2 separate regions of the Homo sapiens genome follow, and region 2 is linked to region 1. A link is a loop called in an ENCODE intact Hi-C map of the cell type or tissue named here. Cell type or tissue: MCF 10A. All regions are shown on one strand.

What was found. Hi-C counts contacts between places; a loop is a spot of excess contacts. Peaks named below come from ENCODE experiments on the same cell type or tissue, not always from the same donor. Only the 100,000 strongest peaks of a DNase experiment are listed, where the experiment ranks them.
Region 2: a loop joins it to region 1, with 2.8 times the contacts of the local background. A loop is called at or near these places in 2 of 110 quality-filtered maps.

Annotation. Positions count from the first base shown.
Region 1 is chr6:124,994,610-124,997,109 of GRCh38, forward strand. The region is part of intron 1 of RNF217 (ring finger protein 217); the gene reads left to right. Among named protein-coding and RNA genes, the nearest start is that of RNF217-AS1, 33 kb to the left of the region's middle. In MCF 10A, no CTCF peak of the experiment used is centred here; a DNase peak (open chromatin) is centred at 1,522.
Region 2 is chr6:125,049,342-125,051,841 of GRCh38, forward strand. The region is part of intron 2 of RNF217 (ring finger protein 217); the gene reads left to right. Among named protein-coding and RNA genes, the nearest start is that of RNF217-AS1, 88 kb to the left of the region's middle. In MCF 10A, no CTCF peak of the experiment used is centred here; a DNase peak (open chromatin) is centred at 1,550.

The DNA of each region.
Region 1 (2,500 bases):
TTACTAGCATGATGTTAGGTAGATACAAAAGTTTCTACAACCTGCTTTTTGTATATATCCTCAAACTACTACATCCTGAGCTGCCCAAGTGTTTTCTTTTGTGCTAGTAAGTGCTACTTTAGGCAGTTGTATGGCATTATATTTCCAACTATGCTTTCATCTTTTTTAGGAGTAAGAATTATACTTGAAAAACTGTACACCTGTTACTTGAGCCTGAATTTTATAGCTCCGTGGCTGACTGTTGGCAGGCTCTGGGATTTGGAGCTTACCATCTAAAAGAGATAGTACTGAGAAAGTTGAGGTATACTACGAGAATTTTTTATGATCCAGGAATAGACAACTTTGTAAATTCAGGCTACTAATATTGTGTAAAAATGGGATGTTACGTATCCAAGTATTAACCTAAGGATAATTTATAGTTCTATTAAGAAAAATTAAAACAAGATTATTTCTCATTGTTGACTATATTTGTACCCTTGAGTAGGGAGATGTTTGTGGTTTGTCAGTTATTTATACCACCACCTTCTTCATCCATATTTTATTAAAAGTTAGTGTACTTTTATTGCCTCTAATCTCTTTTACAGATTTTATTTTGTGAAATATTATACATACAAAAGAATATAACACATGGTTATAGTTTTAAAAACAATAATAAAATGAAAGCTCACATAAAAAATAGAACAGTAACAATATTGAAGGCCATCCTGGTGCCATCCAAAACACACTGTGCACTCTGATTCAGAGCTAAACAATGTCCTGGATTTTATTGAATTATTTATTAATTTAGTTTCATTACAAATGTATGCATCCCTAAACACTGTTGCTTAGTTGTGCACATTTTTAATCACTTTTATAAAAATGAAAACATTCTTTGTATGTTTTTTATAGGACTTTTACTTTATTCAAAGTTAACATTTTGAGATTCTTTTATATGAGACAGCAATTTGTTCATTTTTCATTGTTGTTTTGGAGTTTGTTGTATGAATATAACCCGATTTACTTACACTTTGCCTATTGAAAAACATTTGGAGGGCGGGTGCTGTGGCTCATGCCTGTAATCCCAGCACTTTGGGAGGTCGAGGTGGGTGGATCACCTGAGGTCAGGAGTTCGAGACCAGCCTGACCAACATGGCAAAACCCCATCTCTACTAAAATTACAAAAATTAGCTGGGCGTGGTGATGGACTTCTGTAATCCCAGCTACTCGGGAAGCTGAGCTAGGAGAATCATGTGAACCCAGGAGGTGGAGGTTGCAGTGAGCCGAGATCGTGTCATTGCACTCCAGCCTGGGTGATGAGCAAGACTCTTGTCTCAAAAAAGAAAAAGAATCAAGAAAAGAAAAACATTTGGAATATTTCTGGGTTTTTTTTTTCTATTTCTCTTACAGACTATGTACATGTATAGGAATTTTTCCAGATTTTTTAAATCTGGGAAAGGTTTTGTTGCTTCACAAGGCCATGAATCTTTAACCTGGCTTGGTATTGCCAAATTGTTTTCCAAAGTGGTTGTGCCAGTTGATACTCGCTCCACAGCTGATGAAAGTTCCCATTGCTCCATAACCTCAACAGTACTTCATCGTATATTTAAGTGTTTTGCCAGTCTGCAGGGTATGAATAAACATCTCATGATTTTGTGTGTTCATTACCCTCATTTATAATTAGCTTGAGCTTTTTTTATTTTTGAAGATTTTTAATTTTGAAGATTTTTTTAATTTTTGAAGATAATTTATGTTTTCTCTGATGTGCTTTTTCTTATCTTTAGCCCATTTTTCTGTTTCTTGGGTTGTCTCTTACTGATTGATAGGAGTTCTATTTTTTATACCCTCAATACTAATCTTTTGTTAGTTAAATGTGTGTTGTGGATATCTTCTACCAATTCATGGTTTTCTTTTTCTATTTTTATGATGTCTTTTATGAAGAGTTTTAATTATCTTTAATCCATTGCAATCTGAATTCTGTCCCCACAGCTCTGTTGACATTGGCTCTTGAAGGCAAACTTCATAATGAGGGGAAGAGTCAAGTTTTGTGTAACCTGAAGCATATACAGTGTGAGCATACTCTTTAAGACTAAGTTATGAATATAAAGTTAGATGCAAAAGTAAATGATTACAATGAGACTATAAGTCACAACAATTACAAATTTTAAAAGCTACCAAATACTACAAATATTGCAGTTTTAAAATATAACATTCCTCTTAACTGCCTTGTATATCTTTATATTACTTATCTATTTTTTACTATATAAAGCCTGATTACCTTTGTATAATGAAAATTTTGTAATGTAATTTTGAAAGTTGGAGTATAAAAATGATCCGTATTTTCTTTAAATCATCTTAATATGGTTTAGTATTGACAGTGGAGATGCATAAAATATGTTCCTCTTCACACAGACTTGTTTGTAGCACTCCTGCAAGTTTAGGTTCTACAAACACGGACGTGCTGGTAGAGTCTATTTTTTCATCATTTCTGTCAAAAAAGAATTTATTTTCTGTTTTGGTCCGG
Region 2 (2,500 bases), 55 kb after region 1:
GGGAGTCCAGGTCCAAGTTTACTTCATTTACTGCTGATAACCTGTGTCAAGCCTATGTCTGATAGAGGGTGCACTCAAAATATATTTGTTGAAGGATTCATTTAAGAGTAAACACATTAAGCCTTGAGGTGTTGGATTTACCAAGGTTGAAAAGGCAGGTCAGAGCACTGCTTTCACACTGGAATTAAACTCTCAGCCTGTCACACACTAGCTCTGTCACCTTGAGTATCGTTTCCACGTCTTTAACTGGGGATAGTAATAGTACCTATGTCATAAGAATGTAGTAAGAATTAAATGAAATCACACATATAAATTACTTAGCACCACATATGACACATACTGGAAAGTATTATGATTGTTATTATTATTAGGCAAAGAGAGCAGAATGAGCAACCCTGGGTATTGAGAAGGGCATGGGGGAGTAAAAAAGAATATAGTTGAAAGAAAACATGGGGTGAGTGGTGGACAATGGGCAGAAAGGAGGGGTAAAATTGACTATGTCTGGAAGAGGAGGAGCAGGTTTGGGAAATGGAAAATTAGTTCAGTTTGAAATATGTTGATAGTGTTAAGTTTGAAGACCCTTTAGGGCATCAAAGAGATGTCCAGAAAACATGACTCAGGAGTGATTTGGTGGAAGTCATCAATATTGGGGGCAGTGAAGGGGATTGTCATTGAACTTACGAAAATGAAAAAAATATTCTTTGGGAGGTAGAGGAGGTGATAGCAGTTCTTTATGGAAGAGAGGAGAGATGTGTAAAGGATTAAAAGTAGTTATTTTACTCATACAGGTTTTACTGAGGTAGGTGCAATTCTGGGTTTCATTCTTATTCCAAGTGCAGACTGAATAAATGATCCCCCTTTTCATATCGATTTGGAGAAAGAGTTGAAGGTCATGCTTATCAACATGTTAGAGAACACGTTAGAGGTAATTCTTTTGATGGTTTTCTTCAGACAAGACTAATAATCCCCATTCTTCTTCCCACAAATGTTAAGCAGAATCTTGATAATTTATACAATGGCACTTTTGATGCATCTTTCACCCCAGGTGAAAGAAAAAAGCCAATAAAATTCCCTGGAGAAACTCTGTCTGTGTGCTTACCTTATCTCTCTAGCTGTCTTTTTTTCTTTCTTATAAACCCTCTGAGTAGAAATTACATTTTATAAACACTACACAAATATTTTCTCATGTGGTAAAAGAATTTTCTAAGGGCTTTAAGAATACAGTCAAATCAATCGGTTGTTGCGAACTGGTGTACTTTAAAACGTGCTTAACCTTCCTCCTGGTAAAGATAACTTGAGAACTGTTTCCCATATATAAGAATGTGTAAAGCTTTCCCATGAACGTGTAATGAGTATGCTGCTTTGTTCTGGTTTTCCCTGACACCATCACTTTAAGTTGACAGTGTTTACAAATGGAGAATCTAGTTGTGCGTCTTCCCTGCAAGGTTAGGGTAGCTTACAACACACACTGATTTCTCTTGGGATTAATGTATCACTCATGTCAGGAGCCCATAGAAAAAAAGTGTAGTTTCTTAAATGGTTGTTGTTGGCATAGATTTATGAGACAGTTAAAGTCGTCTAGCCCTGTTGATAGACGCCAGTGTAAACAAAGTGTGTGTTACATACATTACCCTTGAAAAAACATATAACACTCAGCTATGATGCAAGCCTACTAAATTATGTTAGCATTTCTTTCTTCAGTTACTAATGGAGTGTTTTGCTAAGGCTGTTCTTTGTTTGCTTTTTTGATGCATAAATTAGACACAATATTTTTAGAGGTTTTTAACTTGTGCTTGAACTTCTAACAGCCAAATGTTGGAATTTATCTGATATTTTAGCCTACACTTCACCTAAAAAAACAAACTATAGTAATAATCAAATCTTGCAGCTAGGATAAATTGACCTGCACTGGTACTAAGAACTGTTTTCCCTTTATCCTATTGTCATTGGGTCTTTAGCACAATGAACAAGTGAAGAATCGTCTCTCTCTGATGGCCCCCGAGATCGTGTGTTAAAGTAGGCCAAGTGTGGTGTTCCTTATAAAATGGTCTGGAAGATATTCTGAAAGAAGTGAAGTGAAGACCTTACATTTCTTATCTACCACCCTCTGTGCTACTACCTTTCCATATTTACTTACTTAGATTTGTAAGAGAATCTACTGGGGCTGTCTACACAGTGCACGGATCCCCTCTACAATATGCCTACCAGTTGGCCATGCAGACTCTGAACACTGCTTTTGTTAAGGAACTTGTTAATAGAATCATTCCTTTCCATTTTCAAAAACCTCAGATTTGAAATAATTCATTGTTACCTTTAGGCTGAGGTATGCTTCCCTCCTGCCTTCACTTATTGGTCACAGAGAATATTCCCATTTCCTTATGTACACTTAACACAGTGGACCTCTTGCTACTTTATGTGGGTACCTCTTGTGAGCTGTTATCCTGATTCTGTTGTGTTCAGAACAGGACATCTTGTTCAAAACAGGATGATACCACATTTT